7 separate regions of the Homo sapiens genome follow, and regions 2, 3, 4, 5, 6 and 7 are each linked to region 1. A link is a loop called in an ENCODE intact Hi-C map of the cell type or tissue named here. Cell type or tissue: IMR-90. All regions are shown on one strand.

Evidence for each region. Peaks named below come from ENCODE experiments on the same cell type or tissue, not always from the same donor. Only the 100,000 strongest peaks of a DNase experiment are listed, where the experiment ranks them.
Region 2: it touches region 1 in a loop (9-fold over the local background); 10 of 110 quality-filtered maps call a loop at or near these places.
Region 3: a loop joins it to region 1, with 9 times the contacts of the local background. A loop is called at or near these places in 2 of 110 quality-filtered maps.
Region 4: a loop joins it to region 1, with 4 times the contacts of the local background. A loop is called at or near these places in 16 of 110 quality-filtered maps.
Region 5: a loop joins it to region 1, with 4 times the contacts of the local background. A loop is called at or near these places in 18 of 110 quality-filtered maps.
Region 6: a loop joins it to region 1, with 9 times the contacts of the local background. A loop is called at or near these places in 85 of 110 quality-filtered maps.
Region 7: a loop joins it to region 1, with 13 times the contacts of the local background. A loop is called at or near these places in 47 of 110 quality-filtered maps.

The regions. Positions count from the first base shown.
Region 1 is chr1:212,663,434-212,667,433 of GRCh38, reverse strand. LINC02773 (long intergenic non-protein coding RNA 2773) reads left to right here and starts at 1,789. Exons shown (of 4, transcript NR_183483.1): 1 at 1,789-2,115; 2 at 2,747-2,847. RefSeq lists silencers at 1-169, 1,725-2,034. In IMR-90, a CTCF peak has its summit at 2,025 (motif pointing left); DNase peaks (open chromatin) are centred at 1,743 and 2,023; H3K4me3 peaks cover 292 bases; H3K27ac peaks cover 671 bases.
Region 2 is chr1:212,747,832-212,751,831 of GRCh38, reverse strand. The region is part of intron 4 of NSL1 (NSL1 component of MIS12 kinetochore complex); the gene reads left to right. Among named protein-coding and RNA genes, the nearest start is that of NSL1, 42 kb to the left of the region's middle. In IMR-90, a CTCF peak has its summit at 1,798 (motif pointing left); a DNase peak (open chromatin) is centred at 1,781; H3K27ac peaks cover 205 bases.
Region 3 is chr1:212,913,585-212,917,584 of GRCh38, reverse strand. LOC124904507 (a long non-coding RNA gene) reads right to left here and starts at 462. Exons shown (of 3, transcript XR_007066874.1): 1 at 385-462; 2 at 1-225. RefSeq lists enhancers at 243-842, 2,046-2,647, 2,648-3,248, 3,249-3,850. In IMR-90, a CTCF peak has its summit at 2,106; a DNase peak (open chromatin) is centred at 1,864; H3K27ac peaks cover 231 bases.
Region 4 is chr1:212,607,862-212,611,861 of GRCh38, reverse strand. It overlaps ATF3 (activating transcription factor 3), which reads right to left and starts at 3,101. Exons shown (of 4, transcript NM_001674.4): 1 at 2,932-3,101. RefSeq lists silencers at 2,280-2,459, 2,470-2,609, 3,230-3,439 and enhancers at 2,720-2,779, 2,518-3,475, 3,476-4,000. In IMR-90, a CTCF peak has its summit at 2,362 (motif pointing left); a DNase peak (open chromatin) is centred at 3,371; H3K4me3 peaks cover 2,366 bases; H3K27ac peaks cover 1,468 bases; H3K27me3 peaks cover 447 bases.
Region 5 is chr1:212,475,072-212,479,071 of GRCh38, reverse strand. No RefSeq gene overlaps it. Among named protein-coding and RNA genes, the nearest start is that of LINC02771, 4.2 kb to the right of the region's middle. In IMR-90, a CTCF peak has its summit at 1,742 (motif pointing left); a DNase peak (open chromatin) is centred at 1,711; H3K27me3 peaks cover 127 bases.
Region 6 is chr1:212,780,822-212,784,821 of GRCh38, reverse strand. It overlaps NSL1 (NSL1 component of MIS12 kinetochore complex), which reads left to right. Exons shown (of 6, transcript NM_015471.4): 3 at 329-459; 4 at 2,396-2,450. Among named protein-coding and RNA genes, the nearest start is that of NSL1, 9.0 kb to the left of the region's middle. In IMR-90, a CTCF peak has its summit at 2,190 (motif pointing right); a DNase peak (open chromatin) is centred at 1,771.
Region 7 is chr1:212,993,736-212,997,735 of GRCh38, reverse strand. It overlaps ANGEL2 (angel homolog 2), which reads left to right. Exons shown (of 9, transcript NM_144567.5): 8 at 418-581; 9 at 2,544-4,000. The coding sequence ends at 2,695. Among named protein-coding and RNA genes, the nearest start is that of ANGEL2, 20 kb to the left of the region's middle. In IMR-90, a CTCF peak has its summit at 2,055; a DNase peak (open chromatin) is centred at 2,055.

The DNA.
Region 1 (4,000 bases):
CCTAGATGAACCAGAAGCACTGTCTACCCCAAGCCACCCTCACACCTCCAACACTTCATTTGCATATGTGGTTAGCTTTTTAATGATATCAGAGCAATCTGTGAACAGCTTCAGCAGGGGGCCCTCTGGCAGAATTGAATAAATTGGACGGTTAAAGACCTGATTGAGGCCAGGTTTGTTGGCTCACTCCTGCAATCCCAGCGCTTTGGGAGGCCTAGGAGGGAGGATTGATTGAGCACAGGAGTTTGAGATCAGCTCCAGGCAACATGATGAGATCCCCATCTCTAAAATATAAAATAAAAATTAGCCAGGTGTGGTGGCAGGCACCTGTAGTCCCAACTACTCAGAAGACTGAGGTGGGAGGATCGCTTGAACCCCAGAGTTCGAGCCTGCTATGAGCCATGATTGTGCCACTGCACTCCAGCCTGGGCAACAGAGTGAGACCCTGTCTCAAAAATTAAAAAAATATATATATGACTGAGAGCCAGCTTGGTAAAGCCTTCAGAGCCAATGTGCCCTGCAGTCCGTCAACACACATGGAATGATTGCGCACTGGGGAACTGCAGTGCAAGACAGAGATGTGGAAGAAAGACTTGACTCTCAGAGATAGAAAAGTCAGGAAAGACACAAATAAAAACCCCAAAGAACTCCCAGACACAGACCTCTACAAACTGACTTGTTAACCTTTTGGGCCCGATCACAGCAGAAGCAAGGGCTCCACACCATACGAACCTGGGTCAAGGCTAAGGTGCCGGGGCCGGCTTCTTCTCCTCTGCTCAAGCAGGCTTTATATGGAGCACACTCTCTCCAGGACACAAAACAAGAACCATGCCCCTTCCACCCTGGCCCCCCTTACCCTCTCAGAAGGGGCTCCCTGGCCTAGCAGAGAGCAAAAGGCTACAGGTCTCACCACTGAAAGCTGGGCACCACCCGCCCCAAAGCAGAGAAGTGGAGGAGAGGACACTAGGTAGCTGCGCTAGCAGGGTTGTGCATGAAGCCAGCACCTGAGAGAAGACAGGAGGGAGGCAGAATTGAAGCCAGAGGCGGTGGTTTTTGGTGGTCACTATGGCCCACTCTAATTACTATGCACCAGGCGAGAGTCTGTGCTGGGTGCTCCTGAACATACAGATATGCAAGACACGGCCCTTGGGGGTGGGATGTCCTATAGGAGAAATTAGCCAAAAACGCAAGGCTGCCTGCATTGAATGCCAAATGATGGACACACACCATAAGTGTCAGAGGAAAAGAAATAATATTTACTGAGTACTTACTATGTGTTAAAGCACCTGTAAATGGTTTAGATGTATTTAATTTTTCCAACAGCCCATGAAGTGATTACTGGTATTATTTCCACTTTATGGATGAGAAAATTGAGGCTCAAAGAGTCTTAAAACACTTGCTTGGTGTCACACAATTTTTCATGGTAGATTCAGATTTTCAACTCAAAATTCTACCTCTCCAAGTGCGCGCGCGCGGACCCACGCACATGCATGGTTTTCTTGATGGGAGAGGATTTTGGGAAAGAGAGGTGACACCAGGCACGGGACTCTGGCTCCTACGCATAACTTATTTTTGACACATAGAGGGAACTTCGACGGCTACGTTTTCAAGCAGAGGGATGTCTTCTAACGAAGAGTTCATTTTTGATGTTTAGTTGTGCAGTCGTTAAGTCTGCGAGTTGCGATCCTGCTTCAGTTGTGCTGTGGGAGCGCAGTGGCCCAGGACTGGCTGGCCCGGCTGGGGAGGAGCCCAGGGAAAGAGGAAGGGAGGGCAGGGGAGGGGAGAAGCAGCTGTCCCCGGGCTGCCTGGGAGTCACTGGGGAGTCCTAGCCCGCCCTTGGGCCTAGGGCTCCCTGATGCGGCCTCCACTCTTCGCAGGGCCAGGGGGCGAGGAAGGAGGAGGGAGGGAAGAGGGAAGCTGGGGAGTGGGAGAGCGTCCTCCACGACCGCTTGGGTCCTCCGCGGGGCAGCCTCGGGGAGGGTGGCTGCAGGGCCCGGAGTCGCCTGGATCGCAGCGCCATCTCGTGGCTGCTGGCAGGTCTGCCTTGGGCCCTCTTGGCACAAGGCAAGGAAACAGGAGCTCTTCCCATCAGTGACAGGTGCCCGCCGGCCCGCAGTGAGTCCCAGGGGGCTTTCTCCTGCGTCAGGGAGCCAGGAGGGGAAGGGGGCATGGGTGCTGGGACCAGATTTCCCTGACTCTGTGCTCCTGGGTAAGGACTGATTGTCAAGAGTGGGCTTCCAGTTCTACCCCAGGCCCTGAGGGTCTTGTCCTTTTGCTGGGAGCCCCCACCGTTCTCCCCTACTCCCTCCTGTCTTCTCAAACGATAGCATAATGGAAGAAATCATCCTTAGAGTATGCAGGCCAGAACCCTGCCCCGTTGCGTAAGAGCTGTTGTCCCCGCGTCTCTCTGAGCCTCAACGGTTTTATCTGTTAAAGGGCATAATAACACCAGGAGAAGAATATATTGTAAAGCCTCTAGCACAGTGCCTTCAAGTAGTAGGAACTTAATCCATCCTTGAAGGCGACATCATTGTCAGTGGTTACAACAGGTCTCAATGTTGCGGAAGCTCATGCTTAGCAGATGGTAGGTGCCCTGGGAATATTGCAAACTAGTAGCGATGTCTTCTTAGCTCCAGCCCGAGAATGGGACAGTCCTAGTGCTAGATGTTTGCCTAGTTTCATAGATGATAACAATCCAGCTGGTCTTGCAAACCTAGTAAAAATAGCTGTCTATTCTACCCATCAGCCCAGGAGAATGCTCCAGTGTCACCAGTGACTCCTGCTCCCACATCTGCCTACAGGAAGCCCTCTTGGAACAAAAGCATCTCACTTCTGGGAGGCATCAAGGTAGTGAGGGGAGAGGGCAGTGGTGTGGGTTACACAGACCTGGGGCTCCCTTACCAGGTGAGGACCTGGAGCAGGCCACTAACCTCTCCAAACCCCATGTTTGTCATCTGTAAATCAGGGATATTATTATACTTCCCACCTCTTTAGGCTTGTATGGAATTGAATGAGATTATTAATGTAAAACACTTAGCACGGTGGTTTTAGTGTGCATCAGCATCACCTGAGGATTTATTAAAATATGAGTTGCTGGGCCCCACCTCAAGTTTCTCAAGCTGTAGGACCGTGGTGTGGCTCAATAATTTATTTGCACTTCTAATTTGCATCTCGGGGGATGTTGGTGCAATCTGTCCAGGAACCAGGCTTTGAGAAGGACTAATCTGGCACATACTAGATCTGCAATGAATTTTTTTATTATACTTTAAGTTTTAGGGTACACGTGCACAACGTGCAGGTTTGTTACATATGTATACATGTGCCATGTTGGTTTGTTGCACCCAGTAACTCATCATTTAACATTAGGTATATCTCCAAATGCTATCCCTCCCCCCTCCCCCCACCCCACAATAGGCCCCAGTGTGTGATGTTCCCCTTCCTGTGTCCACGTGTTCTCATTGTTCAATTCCCACCTATGAGTGAGAACATGCGGTGTTTGGTTTTTTGTCCTTGCGATAGTTTGCTGAGAATGATGGTTTCCAGCTTCATCCATGTCCCTACAAAGGACATGAACTCATCATTTTTTTATGGCTGCATAGTATTCCATGGTGTATATGTGCCACATTTTCTTAATCCATTCTGTTATTGTTGGACATTTGGGTTGGTTCCAAGTCTTTGCTATTGTGAATAGTGCCGCAATAAACATACGTGTGCATGTGTCTTTATAGCAGCATGATTTATAATCCTTTGGGTATATACCCAGTAATGGGATGGCTGGGTCAAATGGTATTTCTAGTTCTAGATCCCTGAGGAATTGCCACACTGACTTCCACGATGGTTGAACTAGTTTACAGTCCCACCAACAGTGTAAGTGTTCCTATTTCTCCACATCCTCTCCAGCACCTGTTGTTTCCTGACTTTTTAATGATCGCCATTCTAACTGGTGTGAGATGGTATCTCACTGTGGTTTTGATTTGCATTTCTCTGATGGCCAGTGATG
Region 2 (4,000 bases), 84 kb before region 1:
TGAAATTTCCTAAGCAGATATTGTTGGAAAAATGCCTTTTTCATGCATTTACAGATAATATATTCATATATTTAGTGACCATTTTTAGTTGTGTTTTCCTTCTTTTGTCTTTAAAAAAAATGGTTTTATTAATTATTGGTGCTACTTAGTTTTAAATGTAAAGGACTTAATTCATTTAAAAAGAAAAAAAGGTACCATAAAGTTAATAGTTTAAACATTTAATTCTATAATTGTTCTAGAGTTTTAATGTTTTAGTTCTTTACCAGGCACAATTATTTCAAGAGATTTTCATTATGTTGAAGCTAACTTTTTACCATTAGTTAACTTATATTCTTATGAGGACAGTATAATTCCTGACAAAGCAGTATTTTGGAAAGTTATAGAATGTAGAAGAGTGTGTGCTTTGGATTCTAGGAGGGAGATGTGAGTTCTTATTCAAGTCTAGATACATTTCTCAGCTTCTGTTTCTTTACCTACAAAAGGAGGCTGATGAAACCCACTTGCCTCCCAGGGTTGCTAAAATTGCATAAGATTGATTGAGAATGTATGTCAGCCCATACTACTATAGGAATGGGCTGTCCATGGAACAGGTAGGGAAAGTTTTCATGCCATTGTGTTTTTCTTCCTTGTACCCTTCTTCCTTTTATAACTAAGTTTCTCAAATGAATAATCTATACTCAGTAGCTTCACTTTTAATCTTTCATTCTTGTAAAAAAAATCAATAGTATTTCATATTTGTATTTTTATGACTATGTAAGTGTTCTTCAATCTGAGTCAGGTAATTATTATTTTGTTCCTGAGTCAGATAATTATTACTACGAGTATATTCTTTCTTGAATAGCTTTCTACCCCTTTTGGAACAATAATTGCTTTATTATTATTTTTTTTCGTTTGAGGCAGTCTTGCTCTGTGACTCTGGCTGGAGTGCAGTGGCGCTATCTCGGCTCACTGCAACCTCTGCCTCTCAGGTTCAAGCCATCCTCCCACCTCAGCCTCCCTAGTAGCTGGGATTACAGGCGCCCGCCACCATGCCCGGCTAATTTTTTGTATTTTTAGTAGAGACAGGGTTTCACCATGTTAGCCAGGCTAGTCTCGAACTCCTGACCTCAGGTGATTTACCTGCCTCTGCCTCCCAAAGTGCTGGGATTACAGGTGTGGCTCACCATACCTGGCCTATTTTTCTGTTTGCTTTGTTTTCTGTTGTGTCTAACAGAACTGTAAAATTCATCTCAATATGGCAAACACTTAAGGTTATCTCTCAGATCCATTTTTAAACTTTATCTTTTCCTCGGAGATACTTCTCTGGGAACCTTCTGTCCTCCTATTCCAGTCTGGACTGGCTGCTGTCTAGGCCTGGTGCAAAATTTTCATCCTGCCTGTTCCTTTCATCATCGTCCTGGGAATTTCCCTTCCTTCTCTCATGTTTTAAATCGTGTTTCCTGGTTCCTGTTTTCTACTCTTTCTTGATTTATTCTCTTGTCTTTGATGTATCACATCCTCTACCACCCACCTCCTCCCAGCTCACCTAGCCCCAAATCCTCTATTAAGGCAACTTTCTTACATCACCTGTGAAGATTTCCCTCTCCCTTCGGTTCCCTTGTTAGATTGATCTCACCCTCCTTTGTGCCTCCATGGCACCCTCTATCATAGCCTTGGTCCATCATGACTACTGAACACCTACTGTACACGTTAGGCACTCTGTTCAACATTAGGGATTCTGAGATTAAAAGAATGTGTTTCCTGTTCCCAAGGGAGTTCTGGAAGCTAAATGAGAATGCCAGGGTTCTCACTGGGGTTAGTACTGCCCTCTAGTGGACCCTTTGAAAAAGTGAAAGAAAGTTTTTGGTTGCCATATTAATGGGAAAGTGTAGCTGGCACTTTGTAGTCAGGGGCCAGGCATACTAGATGTCTCATATGTCCAGCACAACTTTAGGATATCTCACTAGACATTCATTTGTTAAAATATGTTTATAATTATTCAGCCTAGGACCTAATTCCATTTTACACACAAACCCAAACTACTCTTAGCACTTTTTACATTGTCATTGCTTGTGCAACCGATAGAAAACAGCTGTTGTTCAGCAATGTGAGTTTAGAGACAAATTTCTTTTTAAGGTAGCATGAGATATTTTAAGAATTCTTTATATTGGTCATTGATGGCGCTTAGTCTCTAAGAATCCTAGTGAGAGGCTTCACAAATCAGTGAATATGGTTATCAGTGCTGTTAATTAAAAAATAAAGTGTAGGCTGGGCATAGTGGCTCACACCTGTAATCCCATCACTTTGGGAGGCTAAGGCAGGAAGACTGCTTGAGTCCAGGAGTTTGAGGCTGCAGTGAGCTATGATCGTGCCACTGCACTCCGGCCTGGGTGACAGAGTGAGATGCTTGAGCCCAGGAGTTTGAGGCTGCACTGAGCAGTGATCACATCACTGTACTCCAGCCTGGGTGACAGATCGAGACCCTGTCTCAAAAAAAAAAAAAAAAAAAAAAACACAATAAAACGCAAAATCCCTTAAGTGATGGATTATTTTGTAAAGTTTGTAATGTAAACAATATAATAACAATGAAGAAGAATATGATTTTACCTTACCCTATTCATAAAAGATAACTTTTCATATTAAATGTTAATAAATATTTTGTTCATTATTGTATGTGTGTGTGCACATATATTGCAGTATAACATATAATGCACAGCTTTATGAATTTATTTACATGCATACACCTACACACATGTAACTGCCACCATGATCTAGAAATAGAATATCTGCATAGTTGGAAAATATAGGATAAACTTATTTTTAAACAGTATATTGATTATATTTTTTTAATACTGTGCCTATTATGTTTTCATGTATACAATAAATACAATTCAGAGTGTCCAAAAAACCTGGAAGCATAAAGAAAACAGTGCGTTTATTGTATTTTTAAAAATATTCACAATTGGGGCCACTGCTTTAAATTTAGAAGTGTTTTACTTGGAAAAATATATTGAGGTTGAAGAAAAAGATATTGAACATATTATTTGAAAATGTAACTAGCACATATTTATCCTGTTCCCCAGCCTTATGGATACCCTGTATAACATTTCCAGTACCCCAAAATGTTTCCCATACCCCTTTTTAGTCATTATACCATTTCTATCAGGTATAACCACTATTCTGACTTACATCATCATAGATTTTTGTCTTTTCTTGAACTTCATGTAAATGGAATCATATAGTATGCATTCTTGTGTTACCTTCTTTAAATTGGTGTTATTCCTATGAGATTCATCCACGTTTTGAATGTAGCAGAAGTTCTTTGTTATTGTTGTGTAGTATTCCATTGTGTGTCTACAGACAATTTATCTCTTCTGTTGTTACTTGATTTGTTTCCAGATTTTGGCTATATGAATAAAGCTACTATGAACATTCTTATACCACATTTATACTCATCTCTCGTAGATATATATCTAGAAATAGAATTTTTGGGTCACATGTAGGCATATGTTTGGCTTTTATAGCTATTACTAAAAAGTTTTCTGAAGTGGTTATTTCAATTTATACTTCTAACAGCAGGTATGATAGTTACAGTTGTTCCATATCCCTAACAACAATTCATAGTGTTACTAGATTACATAATATTTATTCAATCAGTGATAAGTAAAAAGTTAACAGATATTATCATATCATTAAATATATTTGAAACTGCAAGAAGATGACATAAATCACATTAAAGTGAAGGAATTATAGTATTTATCTACAATCATATATTATTTGAAAGTAAGGCTGGTCACAGTGGCTCATACCTGTAATCCCAGCACTTTGGGAGGCCAAGGTGGAAGGATCACTTGGGGTTGGGAGTTCGAGACCAGCCTGACCAACACGGTGAAACCCCATCTCTACCAAAAAATGCAAAAATTAGCCAGGCCTGGTGGCACATGCCTGTAGTCCCAGCTACTCAGGAGGCTGAGATATGACAATCACTTGAACCAGGAGGCAGAGGTTGCAGTGAGCCGAG
Region 3 (4,000 bases), 250 kb before region 1:
ATCTCAAAAAAAAAAAAAAAAAAAAAAAGAGAGAGAGAGAAAAAAAGAAAAAAGAAGTATTTATCATACAACCCATTATCTTTATAAATAACATAGTGAAAACAAACAAATCAAGGAAGGGTTAGATGAACCCATCATCCATAGTTCTAGAAGCGAATAATTCAGGGAAGTAGTGTCCTGTGAGTCTGGCCCAGCGTGGCAGTCCTGGGGATCTCTAGGTAATTCCTGGAGCAAAAAAAAAAAAAAAAAATTAAGACAATGAACGTCTGTCTTTCATGCCTCTGCTCTCTCAGAAGAACGAGGGCTGTGGTTGAAACCTAGGAATGCTCCCTGTTGGAAGCGGTGGATCTCCTGTGCAGTCTGCGGGGCAGAGCCTCTTCTCACCTTCCCTGCGTCTTCTCTTTTTTGCTGCTCCCTCACTTGGTGGCCATCCCGGGACTGCATGGAGCGGGTGTCAGTGCTGCCTTCACTGGGTGGGAAGTCACTTTTATTACCTCCAGGCCAGGTTTTCCAACCCGCCTTTCCCTATCCTCCACTCCCTTCTCACATCCACCATGTCTTCCGTTTCTGAATTGCCCCAGAGGATAGGGGAGGGGAGGAAGGTAAGCGTAGAGTAGGGAAGAGTGCTGTGCAGGCCCAGCGCCAGCCACTCTCGAGGAATCAGCCCGGCCCTTGCGGGGGCGCCCGTGGGTGGCTGAAGTTTGTTTCTCCACAGAAGCAGACGCCAGTGGCTTGTGGCTTCCACAGTCTGGAGACGGCCTCGCAGCACCATCTGTGTTCCTTCCCCACCACAGTCACAGATGCACCCACGGGTTTGGAACAGCCGGGCTGCCCGAGAAACCGAATCTCTATATTGTTCCTCTTCATGGGGGAAATACAAAAGCCTTCCGTAAAGAAAAGAACAGCCGGGTCATCTTTCCAGTCAGGCCAGAGGGAGTGTTTCTGGGACAGCCCGGGAGCCACGGTGGAGAGAGGCAGTGGCTGTTCTCGGCTGCCTGGGGCAGCTACTGCAGGGCGATGCCTTCAGGGTATAGTCCCAAAACAGCAGCTCCAGCAAGATCCCAGGGTTCTTCGGGACCTTGTTAGGAATACAAAGTCTTGGGTCCCGCCTCAGACCTACTGTGTTCCTACAGGCCTTCCGGGTGATTCCAAGTTTGGGAACCTCTGGGTTAAGGGATGCCATGGAGCGAGTCCTTGGCCCTGGGGTGCGAGGCAGAAGCTGGGGTACTGGAGATCATGCTGGGGCCTCCACTCACAGACCTCATCCATTTACCCCAGTGTTGCAGAAATACATAGTACTCGTGTGTGTGTGTGTGTGTGTGTGTGTGAGAGAGAGAGAGAGAGAAAGAGAGAAAGTCGTGTCCTTTTCTCCCTGAGAAGCATACAATGGGGGAGAAATGCTGAGGATTGGTGCTTTCACTCTTCCAGGCACAGGCGAGCATCTATCCCGACTTGGAGAGCTTGTTTTCACAGATTCCCAAGTAACCTGGCTCCGAGGCTAACACCGTGTCCAAATCCTGTTGCCCCACGTGCATCTGCTGTTTGAGTGCAGGGCCACCATTTCTTGCTTGTTCATCCCCAGGGACTGGGAATGGAGAAAGCATGCGGGTGTGGCTGAGGGGTTCCTGTGGAAGGGAACCCCTCACTGGGCCACTGGGTGGGGCCTGGAGCAGCACAGCCCAAGGGCGCCCAAGGGATTCCACAAAGGAGCAGCCTTTGGTGAAAAACAGCATGCTGTCTCCCATTTCACAGAAGTGGGGTCCTGGACAACTTCTACCTCCAGTTAGGCTGAGTCACTGGGCTGTTCTCGCATAGACCATCCCATGATTTGGCTTCATGCGTCACTAGAAAGGTCATTGATAGCTAATGTTTCACCACTGCCCCATGCAGTGTGACCTTCCATCCAGGCAGTGGGAGGTCTCGGTGTGCGTGTGTGTGTCTGAGTGTGTGTGTTTGGGGCAAGTGACTGCTACAGGTTTGATGATATGGCTGAAATGAACTGGCACATCCCGGTCCCTTATCCTCAACACCCCCAACCCCCTCACCACAATCCAGTGAAATTTCAGCAATGAGTCTGCAACAGTTCATGAAATGACCAGTAGAGAGGGTGATTTCCCCATCTGTGGAATGGAAATGGCTCTCTCCAGGCACAGTGCCAGGTGAGGGTCTAGCAGCCAGATTTTCAGGACTTAGAAAAAGTCAGATGTACTTGCAAGCCAAAGAGGCAATGGTCTAAGGCAGAGTAACGATAAGGACACAAGGAGAGCCAAAACCTCACCCCGTTTGCCTTACTGGACAATGGAGGCAGGCAGGGCTGTATCTATTCAGTCTAGACCACGTTAAAATGCAAATACAACTGGGATTATATTTGAGGTTGTTGCCTGTCTTTTGTATCTGAGATGAAAGGAGATGAGAGAGTATTTTGACAAACTAGAAGGTGAGAATGAGTTCTGGGATGGACAGAGAAGCATAAGGGGCATAAAACACTCAAACTGGGGCCTCCTGAACAGCGCAATCCTCTGCTCAAACGATCAGAAAAGCCCTGCCTGATTCCAACACTGAGAACTGAGTCTGCTCCTGCATGTCTGTGTCTAGCAGAAGGGGCCGCTGCCCCCCTGGGGCTCCCATTTCATTTGCACATGTATGTCCTCTTGGCAAGTGCTGTGGACTGAAATGATTTCTTTTCTTGTCTTTGAGCATCTTGAAAGAGGAACACTGTCTTTGCATTTCCAGCTCCTACCACAAACTGACAAAATTCTAAATGCTCCATGTTGAATAAGTGAATGAATGAATGTCCAAGAGTAGAGAAGCATTAGGTAACGATGTTATGTCAGCTTATTGCAATATTATGTGGTTATGGAAAATAATGGTTTTAAAGGACAATTGGAAAATGCTTATGGTTTTCATGCGCGTCCATGTGAAGAGACCACCAAACAGGCTTTGTGTGAGCAACATGGCTGTTTATTTCACCTGGGTGCAGGCGGGCTGAGTCCGAAAAGAGAGTCAGCGAAGGGAGATAAGGGTGGGGCCGTTTTATAGGATTTGGGTAGGTAAAGGAAAATTACAGTGAAAGGGGGTTTGTTCTCTGGCGGGTAGGAGTGGGGGTCGCAAGGTGCTCAGTGGGCAGGAGTGGGGGTTGCAAGGTGCTCAGTGGGGGTGCTTTTTGAGCCAGGATGAGCCAGGAAAAGGACTTTCACAAGGTAACGTCATCAGTTAAGGCAAGGACTGGCCATTTACACTTCTTTTGTGGTGGAATGTCATCAGTTAAGGTGGGGCAAGGCATATTCACTTCTTTTGTGATTCTTCAGTTACTTCAGGCCATCTGGGCGTATACCTGTAAGTCACAGGGGATGTGATGGCTTGGCTTGGGCTCAGAGGCCTGACATTCCTGCCTTCTTATATTAATAAGAAAAATAAAACAAAATAGTGTTGAAGTGTTGGGGCGGTGAAAATTTTTGGGGGGTGGTATGGAGAGAGAATGGGCGATGTTTCTCAGGGCTGCTTCAAGCGGGATTAGGGGCGGCGTGGGAACCTAGAGTGGGAGAGATTAAGCTGAAGGGAGGTCTTGTGGTAAGGGGTGATATTGTGGGGATGTTAGAAGAAACATTTGTCATATAGAATGATTGGTGATGGCCTGGATACGGTTTTGTATGAATTGAAAAATTAAATGGAATAACAGAAGGAGAAAAACAGGTATAAAAGGTCTAAGAATTGGGACGACTCAGGATGTCTGATTAGAGAGTGCTTAAGGAGATTTGGCATAGTCCTGCCGGCAAAGATTATTTATTTACTTCAAGAGTTAAGAGTGGCAGTTTGGGGATAGCACCAGGAGATATCAGCTGTGATGGCTTGGAAAAACAGTGTAAACTGGCAGTGTAAACAAGAGCAGGGCATGTATGAGTAGTTGAGAATGGTGAATAGGAGTATGACTAGACAGAAAATAGTAGGAATGACAAGTTTTTTTTTTTTTTTGAGGCGCAGTCTAAGTTGGTCTGGTGTC
Region 4 (4,000 bases), 56 kb after region 1:
TGTTTCTGCTTGATTATTTCCAATCAGAAATCATGTTGTATCATTGGCAGTTTCATCATTTTCAAGAAAGTGAAAGTTTACTCATGTATTCCTTTAACTGGAAATTCAGCTCCCAGATTTTTATTTCCTAGTAGCTACAGCTACATTGAATTTTCACTTTTAATTTTCATCCTCTTTCCACTAAGCATTGCTTGCTAACCATCTTATGTTACTAGGAAGCCAGTACTGGCCTTTCACTAACTCTTCATATCTTGGTCTTCCTCCCAGACCTCTTGAAGAGGTGCAAAGCTGGGCATCAAGGGCCAGAGACAATGTTTCTAAGCCTATCAGTGCCACTCATAAGCTGAGCATCCACCAACAAATCACTTAGGCTTTCTGGGCCTCTCATTCTCTTCCTCTGTAATTTGAGATCAAAACTGCCTTCCCCAAAGGGCTGTTGAGAAGGACATATGAGATTTACATACACACCGGGTAGTCATTACTACTGTGACTCCATCTTCTCCATTTCAGGAAAAACTCATTCTGTTGTTATCAATTCAATAAAGCCCTGTTAGTGAGGAATTAACTGGAACCTTCAAGACATTCAGGTCAGTCAGAGCCTCTTTTGTACTCTCATTGACCCCAAGTTCTTCACAGACCAGGTAGGTTTCACCCCACTATTTGCTGATGCCAGCATTTCTGCATTACATATTTGAAAGAGAACCAATTCTCACATATAAACCATTTCTCCCTTGGAAAGCTTCTGAGGCATCTTGGCTATGTCCTTCCTCCTCCCCTGGCTGGGTAAACACTCGAAGCCACTGGCCCTGTCCCATGCCCAGCCAATTTTAAAAAGGAAGGAATCATGGACTCTATCTAATGGAAATCACACCCTCTCAATATTAGAATCATCTAGGTCAGATTCTCATTTCATAATGAGTACATTGGTCCAGGGAGGTAAAAATGACTTGCCTGAGGTCATAAAGCTGGTGAGTGGCCCAGCCCATGCCAAGCTGCTGAACACCCACCGACTGCTCATTTTGCTCCATCACCAATAGGTATCGACCGCCTCAAGGGATCAACCAACAAGGCAACCAGAGAACAGAGCCATTAGCCAGGTAGATAAGGGGTCAAGAGTCCTGGCACCTGGTACCAATCACAGAGGAGACTTTGACAGGACTGAGATAGGGAGGGGCTATCGAAGAAAACGGCCATGGAGAAAAAGGAATTCTATAATGGCTAAAGGGCAAGGAGGAAGAGAGAGAGAAAAAGAAGGCTCCCATCACTGCCACAGATGCTGGGTGCTGTATCTTATCCCCACTGCGGGCGTGGGGTGCTGCCTTCTTTGCTGTCTCTGAAACCATTCCGACAGTAACTGCAATCCTCACCCCATCCCATCTTTGCCCAGGATATCCTCAAAGCAGGAGCCTGTATGTTGTAGCATTATTCTACAACCAATGCTAACTGCAAAACAATGGGGACAGTAATACCAATTTTTTGCCTTCACTTTAAGTTACAGAGACAGAAACTTCGAACAGAAGATATGACTGTCACCTACAACGAAAGGGGTACACTGAGAGAACATCCAGATTTTCTGGCTCTCCTTTTCTTTCTGGGTTCATCAAGGATTTAGTAACTATTTTATTTGTAAGAAAGCATATGTGACCTATGCAATGAAATTAGGGAAAAGAAAATGTTTAGGAGGAAAGGAAGTAGATGAGAAATGAAAATGGGAGTGGGGGGAGCAGAGAAGGAGAACGAATCCAGTGGAAAGAAAGCTGGTGAGGGAAAAGATGCCCTGCAGAAAAGTCCCCTTTCCCCCACTGTCTGGACACTGGTGAATGACATTAGATAGAGACCCACCCCATTCAAGTCCCCTCACTGGCTCCTTTTCTCCCCACTACACCACTCCAAAATCTGAAAATCTCCAGACAGAAAGGACCTTAGTAGTTATCTGGTCCAACCACTGCATTGTGCCCTCCAACACGCAGAGGGGGCCGGTACTGCCCATGTGCCCTTATTTCCCGGCTCCGCATACTGAGGCCCAACGACATCGATTGCAGTGTAAGCGCTCAGAGTCCTGGCACTAGACCACAAAGCCATTCTCTCAAATATCTGCACAAGTGGCTCCACACCCTCGCTTCCCCGCCACGGTGGGTCTCCCGCGGACCCGCCGAAGGAAAAGCCAGAGTGAGAGTCCCAGGTGTGTGGGAGTCCCGGGCTCGGGGTCCGGACACCAGCCGTTGCCGGGAGCCCTCCCCGTCTTCCGCCCCGGGACAGCGCGACACCAGCGCTCGCCACTTCCAAGCTTATCCCAGCTAACTTTTTCTCGGGGTTGCCTTCACGGTCCTGCCGCCAGTGCTGCGGGGTACCCAGGGCGACCCCCAGCGGCCGCGCCCGGGACGCCTCCCGCCCTCTCGCCCCTTCCCCATTCATTCCTCTCGGCGCGTGGGGCAGCCCTCCCGCAAGCCTCCGGCCTTCGTGCCTCTCTGCGCCCCCCCCCCCCCACCCGGGAAGGATCGGCTCCCACAGTGCCGTGTCTCGAAGCGAGGGATGGAGCGGGACGGCGAGCGAGGCAGCCTCGGACACCCCAACGCACCCGCCCACCCACCTTACGCCCTCTCCCAGCCGGGCAAGCCAGCGCCGTCGGCGGAGAGAAGCGGCGCTCGAGGCTGGCGGCAGAGTGGACGCCCGACCTCCGTCACCAGGAACCTTTCGCGCCCCAAGTCAAAAGAGAAAGTTAGTTCTTTCGCTTTGCGGGAAACTTTTCGAAGCGCCGAGGAGCAGCGGTGGCTTAGAAGAAGTTTAAGCCAGAGTTATTTCCAAGCCGGAGGCTGGGGGCGCGGATCCGGGGTGGGTCAGGGGTCGGCGGACTGGTTACTTAGAGGGGCGCGAAGGGAATGAAGGCGAGCAGCCCTCGTCGCGCTCACTCCCTCGGCTTCCAGCGCTCACCTCCAGGCTCCGCTCGGGGCGGCCAGGGTCGGGACGGGGTCGGGCGGGCTGTTTGTCTGGCCGGCGGGCGAGCACCGAGGACTCACGGCCGGCGCGCGGGCTGAAGGGTGCGCTCGGGCGGCGGCGAGAGAAGAGAGCTGTGCAGTGCGCGCCTGGCTGCGTGCGACTGTGGCTTGGAGAGCGTTGCATCACCCCTTTTATAGCCCTCAGGCTGGCGGCGCGGTCGTTTACTCCGTGTTGCCAGTCCCAGGCTGACGTAATGCTATTAATAGCTTCCCGGGAGAACCGGCCGAACGGAGCGGAGGAAGGGGGGTGGAGGAGGGGCCAAGGCGGGGCCGAAGGCGGGTGGAGAGAGGGGGCACTGGTGATGCAAGTTCGGGGAGGAGCCAGCCCAGGCGCGTTCCCCCAGCCTCGCTCACTGAGACACACACCAGCCCGCCCTCTCTCTCCATATCAGGACCGGAGCCGCCCGGGATAGCCGCCAGATGTGCGTACTCGCTGCTGCGTGTTCCAGGCATGACCAATGGTGCCCAAGCCAGCGGCATGACTCCACCGCGCTGGCATCTGTCCCTCCGCTAGGTTGAAGAGCGGGGGGGGCGGGGAAGGTGGGGAGGCGGGTCCCGGCCCCAGCCCAGACTAGGTGAGGCTGGGAAGCGGGCACGACCTTTCTCTAAAATGCGTGGTCATTTTCTGGAGCTTCAGGAAAATACCCCCTCCCCCACTGGCCTCCTACTTCTCTAGCAGGGGCGGAGTAGGGGCAGAAGCGTTAGTCTGTGGTGTGGGGAAGGTGTCCAAAGTCACCCTTCGGTGTATCCACGCCGTTACCCGCCGGGTGTGACCTCTGCGGCGGGGACCGCGAGAAGCCCGCCGGTTAACACAAAAGCGGAGGGCAGCCCTCGGCTGGCACCGTGCGCCCGAGCCCGCAGCCCCGGACACTCCACATGGACGCACACGCAGGACAGCTCCGGGCTCCGAAACTAGGGCGAGTGGTAGGACCGTATCGGTTCGATTTTTTTTTTTTTACAATCACAAAGCGTTTGAAATTGACAAGAACATGTCAGTGAAACCA
Region 5 (4,000 bases), 190 kb after region 1:
TTCTTGGATACTCAGATGAACTCCTGAGTGCCTTCCAGAATGAGCTCATTCTAGAGAGGAAACCGGTGAATCCCGCAGAGGACATCTGTTGATTTTTGTCTGCTTACATTTGAGTCCTTCCTATGTGGAGGAGTCCTCCAGGGGGTGGTCTCGACAGGAAGCAGACAGTCTTCTAGGGCCCATGTTTGACCCAGGCTCAGCCCGTGGGATGCTCAGGCTGGGGGCTTTGACTCTTGAGGGAGAGACAGGTAATTAGAGACGGTGCACACCTGTAGTCCCAGCTACTCAGAACACTAAGGTGGAAGGATTGCTTGAGTCTGGGAGGTCAAGCCATGGCAGTGGGGTCGAGAGTCCAGCAGTCCATGGTAACTGGTAGCAGAATTCACACAGGCATCCTGACCCCGAGGCTGAGCGGCTGTGACTAGGTTCTTAGCTACCTGGCCTTCAGGGTGTTCCCTGCCCATTTTCCCGAACCTGGTTTGCCAGACACGAATCAATCCTGTAAACCATCCAATATTCTTTCTCATAAGCTCGTTCTTAGCTTGAGTTAGCCAGAGTGAGTTCCTGCCGTTTGCAGCAAGAGCACTCACAGATACAATCTATAGGTTGTCACACTTCACCCCTCTCACTCACTGCCCCACTCCGTGGTGATGTTAAATAAAATTTATAGGAGCCCATTGTTTTGGACTGAGGTCCTACACTAGGCCCCAACAGACCAAGCCAAAATGGAGTCACTCGTGCTAAGTGCTGCATAATCAAACTGAAACTTTATGAAGCAGGAAAATCCCCTAACAGATCATGTTTTCCTAAAAATAGGAGATTTATGGCAACCAATTGGAAAGGGCCCAGTAAACCTGAGCTGGCACGATAAGATAGTCCTCTTTCCTTTAACCCTTATAAGGAAAGCAACCTGACGTTAACTCATCTGCTTTTTTGTGGTATTCTGTTTCCTTGTTCCTGCTCAAGCTACCTTACAATGGATCTGTCGTGCCGAGTGGAACTCCCTCTATTTTGGAAGATATGCTGTCTGATTCCTGGATCACTAATAAAAGCCAAGTAGGGCTAGGCACAGTGGTGCATGCCCGCAGTCCCAGCTACTCAGGAGGCTGAGGCAAGAGGATCACTTAAGCCCAGGAGTTCAAGACTGTAGTGAGCTATGATTGCCCCATTGCACTGCAGCCTGGACAACAGAGTGAGACTTTGTCTCAATTAAAAAAAAAAAAAAGGTTGGGTGTGGTGGCTCATGCCTGTAATTCCAGCACTTTGAGAAGCCAAGGCTGGCAGATCACTTGAGCACAAGACCAGCCTGGGCAACATGGTGTAACCCCTTCTTTTACAAAAGAAATAGCTCAGCTTTATGGTGCGCATCTGTAGTCCCAGCTACTCTGGAGGCTAAGGTGGGAGGATCGCTTGAGCCTGGGAGGTCAAGGCTGCGGTGAGCCGAGATCGCACCACTGCAACTCCAGCCTGGATGACAGGGCAAGACCCTGTCTCAAAAAAAAAAAAAAAAAAAAGGAAAGCCAATTACTTGTTTCACTATGTTGAAATTTTATTTTTTAACAGTGCCCTTGGTTGGCCAGCTCTGCGCATAAAAGTGAAGATGGCGTGGCAGATGCCAAGAGACCCACAAAGGGGCTGTGCAGATTCCGGGAGTGAGATGTGGCGGTGTCTGGAAGGACAGAGCAAGAAGAGCAGGTCTGGGGTTTCCCAGGCCAGATGCTTGTCTACCCTCTACTGCTCTCTAGTGGCCAGAGTCCAGAAGCCGGGCAAGCCTTTCAGCTTTCCTCCTCAGAATAATGTCAGAGCAAGTGGGAGCACAGAGGAGAAGCTCCCGGCTCTACAGGTCAGAGGACACAGTGCTTCCACTGAGCGTCATAAGTCTTTATAATGGGGCCAGACCAGCTGGCAGGGCTGTGACAGGCAAGGTGCAGGGAATGACATGGGCAAAACCATGGAGACTTGAGATTATATTGCACCGTCAGAGAATGCAAATTATTTGGTAGGACCAGAAGCTAGGGTGTGAAGAGGGTGGTGAAGAATGGGCCTGAGACCAGTGGAACAGAACAGAAGCCTCAGAAATAACACCACACATCTACAACCGTCTGATCTTTAACAAACCTGAAAAATAAAAAAGAAATGGGGAAAGGATTCCCTATTTAATAAATGGTGCTGGGAAAACTGGCTAATCATATGTACAAAGCTGAAACTGGATCCTTTCCTTACACCTTACACAAAAATTAATTCAAGATGGATTAAAGACTTAAATGTAAGGCCTAAAACCATAAAAACCCTAGAAGAAAACCTAGGCAATACCATTCAGGATATAGGCATGGGCAAGGATTTCATGACTAAAACACCAAAAGCAATGGCAACAAAAGCCAAAATAGACAAATGGGATCTAATTAAACTAAAGAGCTTCTGCACAGCAAAAGAAACTACCATCTGAGTGAACAGGCAACCTACAGAATGGGAGAAAATTTTTGCAATCTACCCATCTGACAATGGGCTAATATCCAGAATCTACAAAGAACTTAAACAAATTTATGAGAAAAAAAAAACCCCATCAAAAAGTGGGCAAAGGATATGGAACAGATACGTCTCAAAAGAAGACATTTATGTGGCCAACACGCAGGAAAAAATGCTCATCATCACTGGTCATTAGAGAAATGCAAATCAAAACCACAATGAGATACCATCTCACGCCAGTTAGTATGGCGATCATTAAAAAGTCAGGAAACAACAGATGAGATGCTGGAGAGGATGTGGAGAAATAGGAATGCTTTTACACTGTTGGTGTAAATCAGTTCAACCATTGTGGAAGACAGTGTGGCAATTCCTCAAGGATCTAGAACTTGAAAGACCATTTGACCCAGCAATCTCATTACTGGGTATATACCCAAAGGATTATAAATCATGCTACTATAAAGACACATGCACACGTATGTTTATTGTGGCACTATTCACAATAGCAAAGACTTGGAGCCAACCCAAATGTCCATCAATGATAGACTGGTTAAAGAAAATGTGGCACATATACACCATGGAATACTATGCAGCCATGAAAAAGAATGAGTTCATGTCCTTTGCAGGGACATGGATGAAGCTGGAAACCATCATTCTCAGCAAACTATCACAAGGACAGAAAACCAAACACCGCATGTTCTCACTCATAGGTGGGAACTCAACAATGAGAACACTTGGACACAGGGCGGGGGAACATCACACACCAGGGCCTGTCAGGGGGTTGGGGGCTGGGGGAGGGATAGCATTAGGAGATATACCGAATGTAAATGACAAGTTGATGGGTGCAGCAAACCAATATGGTACATGTATACCTATGTAGCAAACCTGCACGTTGTGCACATGTACCTTAGAACTTAAAGTATAATAAAAAATAAATAAATAAAAAAGAAGAAGAGTGGGTTTGAGAGATGGCCTGAGGCTTTGCCTAGAAGGGAGTTTGGAATGCATCATAGACCATTGAAAGCCTTCCAAGGGTTTAAGCAGGGGCATAATATAGGGATTCCTCCTAGAAAGAAACATTCTCAAATTTGCACTTTAGAAAGATCATTTTAGCAAGAGTGTGGAGTATGGAATAGAGAGTCTAGTAGCTGAGGCCCTGCCCTCAGCTAAGCAATGTCAGTGGGGACAGAGAAAAGAGAACCCATTCATCCTTTATTCATTCATCTAAGACATATGCCAGGCTTGCTGGAATTGCAAAGCTGCGCCCAGAAACCCACATTCTCCCCTTTCTGCACAATGTGGAAGAAAGCCACGGACCTGCCCACATACTTGGAGCCCCAAAATCTTGACCGTCGCTGGCAAGAGTTGGAGCCTGATTTGTGTGGGCAGTTCAGCTGCTTTATTTTTTTAGCATTGATAACTGGCATACTGATTAGGTAACAACTCTTAAGAATTGAATAGTACTACATCGCCATTTTATAGGAATAAGGAAATTGAGGCATAGCAAGGCAGGTTCCACCCAAGGCCAGCTGGCTCC
Region 6 (4,000 bases), 120 kb before region 1:
TTGCTCATACCTCTATTGCACTTATCAGGTTGCCTTGCAATTGTCTGTTTCTTTCAGCAAACTGTGAACTCTTAGAGAGTAGGAATCATGTTGTGCTCATCTTTGTATTTCTCTTGTTTAGGCCTGGCTTCTTATAGATGCTCAATAATTGATTGTTCAATGCGTAAATAAATTAATCACCAAAGTGGGGGCATTCATTAACTTGCCATATTTGTTTTCCTTCATTATTTTGTGTTTTCTAAATTTAGTTTATAGCACATTTCCATACAGAATGTAAACAATGAGTTTTAGGGAACTTTTTATATATACATTTTTTTTTCTCAAATAGATTCTGACATCAAAGTACTTGAAGATCAGTTTGATGAAATCATAGTAGATATAGCCACAAAACGTAAGCAGTATCCCAGAAAGATCCTGGAATGTGTCATCAAAACCATAAAAGCAAAACAAGAAATTCTGGTAAGATGATTTGCCTTTAAAATGTTATAGTATATTTTACCACAATAAAAACATTAAAATATAAGGCTCTACGTGGAGATAAGTGACATTTTGTTGTCTTTTTCTTTCCTGCCTCAATTAGTATTGTTTGTCTCTTGTAAGACTTTACTCTTCTAAGTTGTACTATGACATAGTATAGTCATACTATACTGTGTTTTGAACACACTGGTTCAAAAATGAAAAAAATGAAAGTTATAGTGAGTGGTTAAAATTGAAATTGGTGATGGAAGACTGACAATGACTTTATGATTCTGAGACAAGGATGGAAAAAGAAGCTTTTCTTTTAACACTTTTCTTTCTGTTTGTTGTTTTTTTTTGGCATATATTTGTATGTTTGTATATTTTGGAAGACCATTTAGTTAAATTGATGATGAAGATTGTTTTAGTACCTGTTCATAACACTGAAATTTGCTTTATGAATTGGGTGTAATTTGTTTTGCTGCAAAAATCATGAACATCTGGGTGACAAGACCAGGAATTCAGCTCCTTCAGCACGAGCTTTTTAGACAAGCAGAGCCGTAGACTTCCTTCTTATAATTACTATAGATATCAATGACCAACCATATCACACCCTCATCTTTTCAGATTTATTAGGACTAGAATAAATAAAAAATAGGAAATCCACAAGAAAATTGGACCCAAATCTTCCCTTGGTGGGGAGGGGAGGTTTGCTGGGAATAGCATTGTCCCTCCAGTGAGGTACATGTTGTGTTTAGATTGTGCTATACTATTGCCTTTAGTTTTTGAAATTAGTACATAAATGTTCACATATAAATCTTCTAGTTGCCTCAGTTTCAGGATTGTTTCAGGTCATTATATGCCCGGCTTAATATTGTATCTAAAACATTTTAGTTATTCTGTGAAAAACAGTATTCATGAGCAGAATTTTTAATTTTCTTTATAGCAGTTCTCAAATACCGCATTCCATCACTTCCCCCACCCCTCCCACTTGAAAGTTTTTTTCAGGAAAAACATTGAAAGTGTATTTTTCAGTGTTGCCCTTGTTACTGCCCCACTACCCCTAAACCCCCAAAACTAGTAATCAATATTGCAGAAAAGAAAGATGGCTGGCCTAGGTGAGGTACTGCTGTGGTAGTTTAAAAAGTAATGCAAAATAGATAAGGTGAGGATACCAAAGACCTTTTCAAAATTTTTTCCTGCCCTGCCCTGCCCTGCGTCTTTCCTCCCTTCTTCCCTCCTTGTTGCTCAGACTGGTCTCAGACTCCTGAGCAAAAGACATTCTCCTGCCTGGGCCTCCCAAAGTGCTGCAATTACAAGTGTGAGTCACCACAGCTGGCTGAAGACCTTTTTTTCTTCTTGTTTTCTTTCTTTTAACCTTTTTGGCTTCTGCTGGCTTTGGGCAAGAATAAGGAAGAGCAATTTCCTCTTTCTTTTTGCCTGCATTGTAGATTCTGTGCCAGTAATTCTGCTACTATAATTTCAGTGTGTCGCAGGATATATAGGCTTAGTGTGGTGGTAATGTAGCCTCGCCACCTTTTAGAACTGAGTTTTCATGGAAATATGCATTTTGAGTTCTAAACACTTGTCCTGAATGAACTTTTGAAACACAGTCCCTTCATAATTGGAGACTACCCTGTACTTTAAACATAAAATTCAGTTTCTATGCTTTTAATTTGCTTGATTGCTTTTTCTGATTATACTTTTTTATGGTGCCACTTCTTAGTATATGCAGCAGGTGGCAGTACTGTAAAAGACATAATTCAGACTTAGTTTGGTTTTACCTTCTCACCTCCTCTTCCCTACAGACAGTAGGATTTAATTTTTTTTCCTCAAAAGAATGGTACTGACTCTATAGTATATCTCCCATATTAGCTGAAAGAGATGTTTATATGAAGCATTAAGTGATTAAATCTGTTTTAATTTATGTTATGTTTAGAAGCAGTACCACCCTGTTGTACATCCACTGGACCTAAAATATGACCCTGATCCAGGTGAGTCAGTATCCATTTGTGGTAAAAATGAAGCATCTGCTTATAATTTTTATGGGTTTCTGATATTCTTCTAAAAGGGTCAGCATCAAGGATATTCTCCCTTTGATGCTTTAACTTCCTACCAGTCATTCATGTTTAGCATTTCATCTAGAATTAAGAGGACTAGCTTTACACCCATTGACTCAGAATTCCAGGGGTGTTACCCCGGAATCTGAGCTTTTATAAAGTTCTTGCCTGACCCAGACTATTATAACACATACCCATCTCTAACTTCTAATACCCTCCTATCTCTGTCATTGTACTATCTATTCTTTGCATTACAGCCAAAGCTATACTATTAAAGCATTCTCTCATAGTGTCACACCTGGTGCAGTAACCATCATTGGTTTCTCATTATTTCTAAAATCAAATAAAAATATATTGAATTTAAGAAGAAATAAGTATACTCATTATGCCTTTGAACTCAGTTTTGTTTCCATTTATATGTATCCCATACAACAGGGAGAAATAAACTTGACACAAACAAATTTATGTAAATCCAGCAGCAGAACTAGCATTGCTAAAAATGTGGATTATGTATATTTTCAAATGACTGTATTCTCACATTTAAAAATTTATAACAGTTTTTCTAAGAGTCCTTTTGGAATTTCCTTTTGGCACTTAAAATGACATTTCTAAACTGTTAGGATAAAACAGTTAAATCCCGGATTTATTTATATGGGATATTTATACTTAAAGCTTTGAGTACTTTGTTGAATTCTGAACTACTCTTTAATATGTTCCTCCACCTTCCCCAAATATCCTAAGCTAATGGGATAAACTGAGAGGGGGGGAAGTATAAGCATAAAGCTACTCTGAAGTTGACTAAAATCACATCACTTATTGTGTTTGACATTAAAAATTGACCTAGGACCTAACACTCCTCAGTTTTCATGGTTCACTAAAAAGGGGTAGTTGCCAATATGCAGTGGTTGACATATACTTGTTTTGGTTTTGAATAACAAAAAAACAGTAATTGAAACTTGTGGTATTATGATATACTCAAGTATTACTTTTTAGATACAGTTAATTTCCCTCTAAAGAAACTTGGTTACCGTTTTATCGTAGGGAAAACACACTTAGTTAATGACCCTTTGAAATGTGATTTTACTTTCACTGTTCTGATTATGTAGTATTAGTGGAAGAATCTTCTGTATCATATGATTCAGACTTCAAAAGTAAGCAAAAGAATTAGAATCTGTCTTTTGGATAAATTTTGAGTTTTTTCATTATGCATTTTCATAATGTTAACAAGCTTAGAATAGCATCAGTTCCTTAAGGAGAGCAAAATTAGCCTACAGTTATTAGCTTTATATCTTTGGCCAAGTCACCTGACTTCTTCAAGCATCAGTTTCATTATTAGTAAAATGACGAATTCTGGATTTGCCGCCTGATGCTTTAGGCGTGAATTCCAGCTCTGCACTAAATATTACAGAATGTCTTGCCTACTTATCTAGGTGGTAGTATAACCAAGCCACATAAGGGGCTGTATAAACTATATAACCAAAACA
Region 7 (4,000 bases), 330 kb before region 1:
GATAGCAAGAAAAATTAGAGAAGAATATGGCCTCTCTGTCATCAAAAGTCTAGAGGATTCCAAATAGTGTTCCTGAAGACCCCCTTGATTCTCTTTCTTAAAAACACAATAAAACTTGTTAGAATACATGTTCTTTAGTAAGTGGAGGCATTCACACGTTATAAATAATGAAAAAACACATTAGTATGTTAATTATTGAGCTTTTTTTAAAAACCACATTTATAATGGCTTTATTGATGGGTTTTAGATATCACTGCATAAGTAAATTAATACTAAATTATGATATGGTCTTTTTAAATAAAGCTTGTCCTAATGTTTGGTCTTAGTCTAGAAATTAAGTGAAAAAGAAATTCAGATAGGAGGAATTCTTGAAGTTACAAAAACTCGGATTCTAAACACTTCTTCTTTTCTATTTAGATTGTCTTCAAATTTACAGCACCATTTCAGTTTGTCATCTGTTTATTCACATTACTTTCCTGACACTGGAATTCCAGAAGTGACCACCTGTCATTCCCGAAGTGCCATAACTGTGGATTATATTTTCTACTCTGCAGAAAAGGAAGATGTTGCTGGGCACCCAGGTAAGGAATGCATGTAATCTTAAATTCTCCTAGAGAGCACAGTAGCTAAAACCTCAAGGTTAAAGTTAAGAAAGCTCTCTAAACATCCAGTTGAAGTTCTAGATCTAGAAGGTAAAAATATTTCGAAATAGACAGATTGGTAATATATTTGAATAAATCAGTTGATTACTTGCATATGAGGGAGGCAATAAAACACATCCAAGCAAATTATTACCCAAGAATTACATTAGCAGTCCTACCCTCCAGTTCCAGTCAGCCTCTGAGTTATAGGTCTTTCATATTGCCCTTTCTTTTTGCTTGCCATAAATTTACTGTTTTTCCTGTGACAGGAACTGAGTATGTTGTTAATGGTCATCATAGTTTTGTGCTTAAATTTTACCGAGGCGTCCTGCCTTCATTGGAGGACCATAGTTACACTGCCAGCAACACAGCTTATGCTGTCATGTTGACTCTGGAATATTGGATTTTTCTGAGGAGGAAAAGTATATATATATATATATATATATATATATATTTTTTTTTTTTTTTTTTGGATACAGAGTCTCGCTCTGTTACCCAGGCTAGAGTGCAGTGGCATGATTCTCGGCTTACTGCAACCTCTGTCTCCCGGGTTCAAGTGACCTTCCCACCTCAGCTTCCCGAGTAGCTAAGACTACAGGCATGAGCCACCATGCCCACCTAATTTTTGTATTTTTTGTAGAGACAGGGTTTCACCGTGTTGCCCAGGCTGGTCTCAAACTCCTGGGCTCAAGCCGTCCACCTCGGCCTCCCAGGGTGGCTTGGATTACAGGCATGAGCCACCACATTCGGTCAGAAAAGTCTATATAATTTTTTTGTTTGTTTGTTTTTGAGACGGAGTCTCGCTCGTCGCCCAGGCTGGAGTGCAGTGGCGCTATCTCAGCTCACTGCAAGCTCCGCCTCCCAGGTTCACACCATTCTCCTGCCTCAGCCTCCCGAGCCACTGGGACTACAGGCGCCCGCCACCATGCCCGGCTAATTTTTTGTATTTTTAGTAGAGACGGGATTTCACCGTGTTGGCCAGGATGGTCTCGATCTCCTGACCTCATGATCTGCCTGCCTCGGCCTCCCAAAGTGCTGGGATTACAGGCGTGAGCCACTGTGCCCGGCCGAAAATCAGGTTTTAAACATTAGCCAAAGGATTTAAAGTGGAGAAGAAAATGCAGTTTAAGATTACTGGAAGTACAAAAATACCTTTAAGAAAACTTTGGAATGTGAGCAGCTGTTTTATTCTTTTCTGATTTTTTTCATTTTTTTCTCTTCCATTTTTTTGGATGCTTCTTTTTCTTTACCCTTTTCCCCTCTGTTTGTTCCCCCCTCCTTTCTTCTGGGAATAACCTTATTAGTAACACTCACGAGATGACTTATTCCTGCCACTAGATCTACTCTACAAAAAATATGCCTGCTGCTTTGAATTTATAGTAAGGTTTTCGTAGTTGTCATGCTGACAGAAGTTCACTTGGTGGCAGGAGAGTGTTATGGATCAGCATTTCAAAAAGAGCATGTCATCTTCACTTCTGTGGGTGCTGACTATCTGGGACTAAATTATACTAATTTATTCTCCATTCACCTTATAAACTGCTACAGGGCTGTGGCCCGGTGTCTCTGGCTTTATGCAACTACAGAATGGTTGCTGGATGAGTTTCTTATGTAGTTGTCAACCACAAATTACCCTTAACATTCTTAAGTATTTCATTTATATTTTCTTCTAAAGATTGTTTACAGAGCTGGAAATAGAAAAAATATCTCAAACTGCTGTGTGTTTGATAATTATAATTAGGTTATAATTCAATAAAGCTTAGATATTCTAAAAACTGTGTCATAGTTTTTAGTCTTCTGGAGGGGCCTCAAGTTCTATATTTGTTTGGAGAAAAGACTTGTATGATTAATTTACAATAACCCGTTGACAATTTTACTAAATATGTGTGTGCTTCTTTAATGTAGGAGCTGAAGTTGCTTTGGTTGGTGGCTTGAAACTTCTAGCTAGACTGTCACTTCTTACAGAACAAGACTTATGGACTGTTAATGGACTTCCAAACGAAAATAACTCTTCAGATCATCTGCCTTTATTGGCAAAGTTCAGACTTGAGCTCTGACTCTCTTTGATCACATACTAATTTTCTTTCCAATTTGTATTGTTTTTCAAAGAATGTAAAGTTCTTAAGTGTATGCATGTTGTTTATTTTTGCACTGTGGAGATTCTGAAGCGGTTATGTTAGATGCTTTGAAACTCCATATCAGAAGAAATAACTTTATAACAATTTTTTTTAATAATGAAAAATATTTTCGTGACAAGTGAGCTCTAAATTCTCTTTATTGTAAAAGAGATGTAAAGGTTTTATATTCTAAATCCTAGTAAAATTGACAGTGATTTTTAAATATAATGCATCTTCCTTTGTCTGCTTAGTAAAAAATTTCATTTCATAATTTTGGCAAGCTCTGTAGTGGATCCAAAGTATCTTTGAGTTCTTGCAAACTACAAGTTGTTTCCTTTCCAGAAGGCTTGATTTCATTAGGAGACCCCTCTATTGAGTTCTAAATAGTTTATCTTAGAAAGCCTTGGGTCATTCACAGGTATCCAACCAGCCATTGTTTAGTTTGTTTTTGAAGGGGTTTGATAATGCTTTTTAAGTTGTACAGAATGCTTAATCCATCTTATTACTGTCCTGAGCCATGTAATATGCCTGCATCGTGTTGGGGAAATGTTTGGGAAATATAAGCCAGCATAACGTGTAAAGCTCACTCTTTCACCCTGGAACAGACAAGAGGTGGGCTTAATAGAGGCAGAGACTGGGGATATACCTTTGTTTCCCTAGCATTTTTATTTATTTATTTTTATTTTATTTTATTTTTTGAGATGGAGTTTCACTCTTGTTGCCCAGGCTGGGGGTGCAATGGCGCAATCTTTGCTCACTGCAACCCCTGCCTCCCGGGCTCAAGCGATTCTCCTGCCTCAGCCTCTCGAGTAGCTGGGATTACAGGCATGCGTCACCACTCCCAGCTAATTTTGTATTTTCAGTAGAGACAGGGTTTCCCCATGTTGGTTAGGCTGGTCTCGAACTCCCAACCTCAGGTGATCCGCCCACCTCAGCTCTCAAAGTGCTGGGATTACAGGCGGGAGCCACTGCACATGGCAGCATTTTTTAAAAATTCAGTTTTAAGATCTCTGGTTTAGGGGAGAGATTTTATTTTACTGAACCAGTTCTATAGAAATTTATTTTATTAGGAAATTTGTCTTTGGAACAAAGTGGCAGCTATAAAATTATTTTTGTTAAGCCTCAGAAATATGAGGAAGCCTGTAAAACTCTAGTGGGGAGATATTAACTTGGAGACCTAATGCTCTGTAAATAGTCATTTAAACTGTTGGTTTTAGTGGTTTTGTTTCTAAAATGTTTTCTTTT